2 separate regions of the Homo sapiens genome follow, and region 1 is linked to region 2. Evidence: read pairs that join two places in POLR2A ChIA-PET (ENCODE). Cell type or tissue: MCF 10A. All regions are shown on one strand. Each heading gives the region's core, and the rest is flanking DNA. Links, peaks and the distances in the headings are about the cores only. Region 1 has its middle 83 kb from the start of SLC38A4. Region 2 has its middle 120 kb from the start of SLC38A4.

What was found. ChIA-PET counts read pairs that join two places held together with the same protein. Peaks named below come from ENCODE experiments on the same cell type or tissue, not always from the same donor. Only the 100,000 strongest peaks of a DNase experiment are listed, where the experiment ranks them.
Region 1: POLR2A ChIA-PET joins it to region 2 with 27 read pairs; 1 of 35 experiments calls an interaction of 5 or more read pairs at or near these places.

The regions. Positions count from the first base shown.
Region 1 is chr12:46,906,365-46,910,764 of GRCh38, reverse strand. No RefSeq gene overlaps it. Among named protein-coding and RNA genes, the nearest start is that of SLC38A4, 83 kb to the right of the region's middle. In MCF 10A, for the core only: no CTCF peak of the experiment used is centred there; a DNase peak (open chromatin) is centred at 2,054.
Region 2 is chr12:46,701,144-46,705,543 of GRCh38, reverse strand. No RefSeq gene overlaps it. Among named protein-coding and RNA genes, the nearest start is that of SLC38A4, 120 kb to the left of the region's middle. In MCF 10A, for the core only: no CTCF peak of the experiment used is centred there; a DNase peak (open chromatin) is centred at 2,423.

The sequences.
Region 1 (4,400 bases), core at 170-4,169, 210 kb before region 2:
TTATTTTAAACTGATGACAACTTCACACTGATTGCATAAACAAAGTAACAAATAAGCAAAAAGAAAACTAATACAATTCAACACTTTAATTTCACCTTTCTGCTTTTTATGTTTTTGTTGTTTCTATTTATATCTTATTCTATTTATATTTCTATTTCTTGAAGTTGTTGTAGTTATTATTTTAATGAGTTCATTTTTTTCACCTTTCTACTTAAGATATGAGTAGTATACATACCACAATTACAGTGTTATAATATTTTATGTTTTCCTGTATACTATTACTAGTGAGTTTTGCACCTTTAGATGATTTCTTGTTGCTTGTTAACATCTTTTTCATTCAAATTAAATAAATCTCTTCAGCATTTTTTATAGTACAGTTCTTGTGTTGATGAAATTCCTCAGCTTTTGTTTGTCCGGAGGTCTTTATGTCTCCTCATGTTTAAAGGCTACTTTCACTGGATATACTATTCTAGGATAAAAGTGTTTTTCCTTCAGCACTTTAAGTATGTCATGCCACTCTCTCCTGACCTGAAAGGTTTCCACTGAAAAGTCTGCTGCCAGGTGTTTTGGAGCTCCATTGTATGTTATTTGTTTCTTTTCTCTTCCTGCTTTTAGGATCTTTTCTTTATCCTTGATCTTTGGGAGTTTGATTATTAAATGCCTTGAGATAGTCTTCTTGAGGTTAAATCTGCTTGGCATTCTATAACCTTCTCATATTTGGATATTGATATCTTTCTCTAGTTTGGGGAAGTTCTCTGTTATTTGAATAAACTTTCTACCTCTATCTCTCTCTTTATTTTCTATTTAAGGCCAATAACTCTTAGATTTCCACTTTTGAGGCTACTTTCCAGATCTTGTAGTTGTGCTGCATTCTTTATTCTTTTTTATTTTGTTTCCTCTGTGTATTTTTGAATAGCCTATCTTCAAGCTCACTAACTCTTTCTTCTGCCTGATCAATTCTTCTAGAGACTCTGATGCATTCTTCAGTATGTCAATTGCATTTTTAACTCCAGAATTCCTGCTTGATTATTTTAAATAATTTAATATCTTTATTGAATTTATCTTACAGGATTCTGAATTCCTTCTCCATGTTATCTTGAATTTCTTTGAGTTTCCTCAAAACAGATATTTTAAATTCTATCTAAAAGGTCACATATCTGTTTCTTCAGGACTGGCCCCTGGTGGCTTATTTAATTCATTTGGTGAGGTCATGTTTTCCTGTATGTTCTTGATGCTTTTGAACGTTCGTCAGTGTCTGGGCATTAAAGAGTTAGGTATTTATTGCAGTCTTCTCAGTCTGGGCTTGTTTGTACTTGTACCTCTTGGGAAAGCTTTTCAGGTATTCGAAGGGATTTGGGTGTTGTGATCTAAGCTATTGGCTACTGCAGCCTTATCTGCTTTAGGGGTCACCCCAAGCCCAGTAATGCTGTGGTTCTTGCAGACTCATAGAGGTACCAGCTTTGTGGTCTTGGGTAAGATCTAGAAGAATTCTCTAAATTATAAGGCAGAGACTCTTGTTCTCTTTCCTTACCTCTCTCACACAAATAAAGTCTTTCTGTGCTGGGCTGCATGGAGCTGGGGGATGTGTGACACAAGCACCGCTGTAGCCACTACCAGTGGGACTGTGCTGAGTCAGACCCGAAGCCAATACAGCACTGGGTCTCACCCAAGGCACTGTGAAACCACTACTTTGCTACCACCTATGTTCATTTAAGGCTCTAGTGTGCTACACTCAGCAGGTGGTGGAGCAGCCAGAATTGTGTTCTTCTCTTTGGGGTGACAGTAAGTTCCCTCGAGTCTTGGGTGGATTCAGAGATGCCATCTTGGAGCCAGCCTGGAGCTGGAAACTTTAGAAATCTACCTGGTGCTCTATTATTACTGCAGTTAAACTGGCACTGAAACTACAAGACAAAGTCCTTTCCACTCTGCCCTACCCTTACCCCAGGCAGAGGAATGTTTCCCTGTGTGCACCACCACCTCAGGCCCACAGGGAGTACTTCCAGGGTACTGCCAATGTTCACTTAAGGCCCAAGGGCTATTCTGTCATATTGTGGTGAATGCTGCCAGGCCTGTGACTCATCCTTCAGGGAAGTGGGCCCTCCTCTGGTGCAGGGTATGTCCAGAAATGCCATAAAAGAGCCAAGGCCTGGAATTGGGGATCCCAAGAGCCCACTTGGTACTTTTCCCCACTGTGGCTGAGTTCATACTTTTCTCAAGCAGAAGGAGTCTCTCCCTGTAGTCACTAGAGCTGTGAATATGCTAGGTCACACCTGAAACCAGCATGTCTCAGAGTCTCACCCAAGGTCCACAGCATGTACTACCTGGTTATCACCACTGATTATTCAGAGCTGAAGGGCTGTTTAGTCAGCAGGTAATGAATACTGCCAGGACTGGTTTCTTCTTTTCAAGATAGTGGGTTCCCTCCCAGCCCAGGATATGCCGAGAAATGTCATCTGGGAGCTTGGTCCTCTAGTGGGGCTCTCACGACTCTGACTGGTGTCTTTTCCTGCCTTGACTGAGCTGGTATCAAAGTTGCAAAACAAAGTCCTCTTTTCTTTTCCTTCTCTTCTCCTCAAGCAGAAAGAAGGGGTTTCTTTAAGAGCTGCAAGTTGTGCTGCCTGGGGTTGGGGGAGCAATGATGCAGGTGCTCCCTTAGCCACCCTGGCTTGTGTCTCACTAGGTTGAGTGCCCTCCAACTCCACTGGCTCTGAACCTAGCACAGCACTAGGACTGGTGGCCTAGACAGCCTTTCAACTTTATTTAGAACTTTATTTAGAACCCCAGAGCGCTGTAGCCCATGGTGGGGAGGCCTGTCAAAACTCAAGTTCGAACCCCTGGGATGGATGATTCCCCTCTGGTTATGGCTGGTCTAAATGCTCCCTCCGTGGGCATTGGCTGAGTCCTGCCTGGTGTTGGCATCACTGATTTCCAATGCAAAGTCCCACAGTCACTGCACTCTCCCTTCCCCAAGTGCACAGATTCTCTCTCTGTGCTGTAAGACTGCTGCAGGGGGAGAGGGGAGGGGTAATTTAGGCAATTTAAGACTGTCTTTCCTACCCTATTTAGTGCCTCTTTCAGTGATAGGAAGTTTAAAACCAGGTACTGTGATTGCTCACTTGATTTTTTCTTCTTATGAAGGTGCTTTTTTTGTGTGTAGATAGTTGTCAAAGGTGGTGTTTCTGCTGCGAGGATGATCTGTGGAGACTTCTACTGGCCATCCTGCTGTGCCCTCAGTCTAACTTTTGAAAGAGCTAAGGTTCTCAATTTTGTTACCATCCATGTTTATTTTTTATATACATCTTATTGTTGCTGTGATCAAATAGACAACCAAGTATTGTTTCTAAGACACCTATGATTCTATCTTAACCAACTGTCCAAATTTCCTCTGGCATTAAAAAAATTTTTAACTTTCTAAAAAAGGGGTCCTAAATATAGAAAAAAAAAAGCCCACAAAACGTTCAGGCCATCTTTTATACCTAAAACTATCTTTGAGATTTCCCAGATAGCCCCTGGAAAATTACAGATATTGTTTCTTTTAGTTTATAAAAAGAGAGATGCTGGAAATTAACTAGATTTGTTTGATGAGTTGCATGGGAAGATTTGTCAAATCAAGAGAGACATTTAGCCATCCCTGTGCTAACATTGTATAGGTAAAATTTTATTAATATTAATTTATCAGAAATTGTATGTTTTATGGTGAAGCCCTGGTATTTGTCAATATTTTCACTGTCCACAATATATTTTAACCCTAAGGAATAACACTGATAAAAACTCTAAGAAATAATTGTGTCAGGTTTTCCTATACTTACGAATCCTGGTAGTGCTTTACCTGTCTAATGAGCTGATGATTTCAGGCAACCACTGCATAATCAGTAATAATATTAGTAATTATTTAAAATTGTACTTGGATGAAACCTTATTCTTTTAATTTTAATGTAGTATTTCTAGTCTAGTAGCTCTCAATTGGGGATGCACATAAGACTTACTTATAAAGTGTTATAGCAGTACAGCTCTCTACACCCTACTCCAGACTTACTGAATCTTTTCACTTGTTATTCTTGGTATATTAGAAGTCAGGATAATTGTATACTATATCTCAAGATTTTTTCTCTATAAAAATTGTTTACCCATTTGTATAAATCAGATGTAACATTCATTGACAATAGACTTAATTGTTGTCAGGCACAGAAAGACAAATATTGCATGTTCTCACTCATACATGGTAGCTAAAATGGTTGATCTCATGGATGCAGAGAGAAGAATGATGGTTACCAGAGACTGGGAAAAGTAGTTGCGTATAGGAGGGGAGGGGTTGGTTAGTGGGTACAAAAATACAGACAGAAGGAATAAGATCTTGTATTTGGTAGCAGAATAGGGCAATGCAGTTCAAAATAATTTAT
Region 2 (4,400 bases), core at 280-4,279:
CTGGCCATCAGAGAAATGCAAATCAAAACCACAGTGAGATACCATCTCACACCAGTTAGAATGGCAATCATTAAAAAGGCAGGAAACAACAGGTGCTGGAGAGGATGTGGAGAAATAGGAACACTTTTACACTGTTGGTGGGACTGTAAACTAGTTCAACCATTGTGGAAGTCAGTGTGGTGATTCCTCAGGGACCTAGAACTAGAAATACCATTTGACCCAGCCATCCCATTACTGGGTATATACCCAAAGGACTATAAATCATGCTGCTATAAAGACACATGCACACGTATGTTTATTGCGGCATTATTCACAATAGCAAAGACTTGGAACCAACCCAAATGTCCAACAATGATAGACTGGATTAAGAAAATGTGGCACATATACACAATGGAATACTATGCAGCCATAAAAAATGATGAGTTCATGTCCTTTGTAGGGACATGGATGAAATTGGAAATCATCATTCTCAGTAAACTATCACAAGAACAAAAAACCAAACACCGCATATTCTCACTCATAGGTGGGAATTGAACAATGAGATCACATGGACACATGAAGGGGAATATCTCACTCTGGGGACTGTTGTGGGGTGGGGGGAGGGGGGAGGGATAGCATTGGGATATATACCTAATGCTAGATGACGAGTTAGTGGGTGCAGCGCACCAACATGGCACATGTATACATATGTAACTAACCTGCACAATGTGCACATGTACCCTAAAACTTAAAGTATAATAAAAAAAATGCTATGTCTTCACTTTTCTTTTGGGGACTCAGTCATACATTAAAACAGACAAACAAAACAAAACAAAACAAAAAACATTCTTGTTGGCTTCATAAAATCCTGAGTTATGTCCCAACTAATATTGCATTGGATCAGAACTTTATCTTTTGCATGGACTGCCCCTGGCTAGTCTCCTTGCTTCCAGTCCTAGCTCCCTCAAATCCTTCTCACGTTGATTACTCTAAATGTATTAGTTTATACACTGATTAGTTGAAAACACAAATAGTGTGGGTCAGTATCTGGCCTGAGTAGTTATTATCTGACTATCTCAGTAAAGACTTTGGCAATCAAGAGTATGTTAGACCAAGTAAACATCAAGGTCATCTGACAGATCTCCTTTAATGAAGCTTATTCTGTATTTATTGCTGTCACACTCTGCTCTCTCTCTTCTTACAGCTGGCCAATGGAACACTGCTAGAAAGTCATACTTCTCCACCAGTGTGTGTTTTCCGGTTCTGCCCTTCTCTCTTTTCGTTTCCTTTGGTCAGTAACTTCTCTGTATTCAGTTACCATTGTAGACCTCCACTATCCTCAAGAACCTAACATACTTGCTCTCCTCTCATTAGTAGCCAGTGACATTGCTCCCTACTTTACCAGGAAACTGCAGCAAGCAACTCTAAGCTGTTCCACCTCCTGCTACCCTGGAGTCGATTGGTGGTGATACTGTTCACCCAAGAGTCAGATAGGGAATGGCCCTTGATTCCTCACCAATCCTCATCCAGTTGACTACCAACCCTTTCCCAGCACCTCCCAAATGATAATTCCTTCTAACACTGATTTGGGGTGTCCTTATCATCTTTTATAAAACTACTGCCATAACTCATCTCCTGGTCTCCCTGCATCCAGTATTTCCCCTTTCAAATTTATGATCCAGCCTTTTGATCAATTGAAATCCAATTTCTCCCACGCCATGCTGCCTTGACTGCCCTATAACCATTTTTATATAGAGGATAAAATGTAAGCTAAGTTATTTCTTCTCTTTCTCCAGTACTTTATTGGCAACTGTATCATCAACTTTATGGATTTTAAAGCCTCTCCTGTTTTTCAGCCATTTGGAATCAGAGCAAGATAAAGAGGGCTGGTACTTAAAACTATTTTTGCTTAATGGCTGGATTATCTTTATAACTCTCAGCCCCCTGCTTCAGAATGAGAGAGAAGAAGGCAGCAGAAATAGAAAAGGAAATATTTGTTTTGTCCTGTTTTGTTCATTTTCAGGAACTTAGGATCCAGCAATGGTGGAACAGACATGGTACCTTGCACTCCTCAGCTAATAACTTACACAACTGGCATACAACAAACTGAGGCTAATTAATAGACACATTTAAGTAAAAACATGGCATTTGATAAAAGAAAGTTACCAGGCAAATTATTTTCTTTTGTAGGAGCCATGTAATATTCAAGTTAAGTTGCTTTTGTGGTGTTTTAATGTATTCTGTCACATTTGGGTTAGAATGTCTCTACTCCTGAGCTCGTTTGCACACGCCTGTGCAGTCACAAGTTGTGCTAGATGTGCGCGATTGGAGTTAACACCACATATTTTGGAGACTCGTCATGTCTGAAAGCAGGAGCTTCCTATTCTGGTGGATTGAGGCACGTAGCTGCTTGTTTCAGTTCACTTTTTCCTTCCCAAAAGGCTTAGCAACTCAAGGAAACTTGACAGCTCATTATTTAGGAACTTGGAAGAAGTGTTGAAGCTGGCAAGACTGAGCCTGTCTCCTCCACAATGCCTGCCTCCCTAATCCTCCATCCAGTTTCATTCAGTTACACAGATACTTATTAATTAGCCTAGGTACAAAGGACTAGGCTGGACACCCCAGGGAAGAAAGGAGCATGATACAATTCCTGCTACAGAAGTCGTATTATAGGAGTATTCCACAAATACCTATAAGGTACAAAGAAGTGTCGTGAGAGCTGCACAAAGTGCTACGTGGGAGGACCAAGCTAAAGGGAGGACACCCTTAATGCTTAAGGCACCACTGTGGACAGCTGCAGTCAGCCCAGTACTGCTCTTTACAGCTGAGCAGGGTACTCATCTGAGAGCTTTTTCTTATTTGGAAAATGAGGAAATTATCCTATGTCAAAGAGTTAGACTGACAATTAAATAAAATATTTTATGTGAGTTTCCTCAGCACAAAACCCAAAAGGTAACAGGAGCTTAGCAAATGTTAGTTTCTTTTGTTTTGATAGTATCTTTGAGATGGACTCTCCCCAAAACTGATGAGAGATTTACAGGTGGGAATGGGGTGTGGAGATGGGCATGAGAGGACACACAGGTGGGGAAAACAGATTTTGTTCAGAAAAGAGTGAATACTCCAGTTTTACTACAGAGGAGTAGGGAGACGGACTTGGAAGGATAAGTTGGGGGTCACCCTGAGGGGACAGAGATGTCTGGAAGGGCAGTATGTGCCCCCGTGAAGCCTGGACTTTGGAGCCAGACTGTTTGGGTCCAAATCCTGCCTCTGCCACACTTTTTCACCGTGAAACACAGAGCAGGCTACTAACTCCCTGTGCCTTAGTTTCTTTATTTATCAAATGGGGTTAATAAGAATATCTCTGCCAGATTCCTCTCCTGTGGATTAAAAGGGTTAAAATCTGTAAACAATTAGAACTGTGCCTGGTACATAGTAAATATTAATACCCAATAGATCCTCCCCAGCTCTTATGAGCAGGCTGAAATATTCATCATGAAGTCTCATGGCCAGAAGGCATGCTATGAGTGCATACCATTCAGAGGAAATTGGGTCTGCCTTTACTATGGAAAATGGTTCTTTCTAATCTGAGAAATGGCCTGCCTCTTTACCTGATGGCCATAATATGGAGGTTTCTTAGCAAAAGATAAAGAACAGGTGTGAACTCCTCCCTTAGACTTCCTGCTCTTTAAATCATACCTGCAAGCCCCTTCAACTCCATAAGAGTCTCCTCAACTCCATAAAGGTCTCCAGTTTGCCCCAGTGACCATCTGGAACTCCCAGCCAATAGCTAACATTACCCCTTCCTGCTTGCAGATGATTGGAGGAGCATTTATATAATGCTGGGTGGAAAGATGACTGAGTGACCAAAGACAAGCTTGAGTAACAATGGTTCAAGTTTGTGAACTAAAAACCTTGCTTTCACAAAGAAACTACCAGAGACCCTGGGCTCAGGGATTAGAGATCTGTGTAAACAAACCCTAGCCCCTGATCCCTGCTTGGTTGCACTCCAGAGGCTGGCTGTCTGGAGGATCCTCCCAAATAAGGAGCTTATCTGGAGGCCTGGAAACTTCCTGAGCAACCTCCCCTGAGATATTATCTTCAGCTGATAGGCATATTTGTGCAGTAACATTATGCCCTTTGGGTTAAGAGCAGGTATTGCCACTTGAGAAATAAACAGGTAATTGGAATTAATACTTTTGCTTTCAGAAAATCCATTATGAGAGAAATTCAATCCACATGGCTTACAGAAGCAATAATACATTCAATGTGAACACCAGACCTAATCTCCCAGCAAAAGGAAGAAATTAAGAGGGAAACAATGTGTACATTTGTGTAAATTCTGTGTGTATGTATATGTGCATGTACTATAACTCTTTGGTAGAATGGATGACTATGAATTTCACAACTTCAGAGTAGGCAGA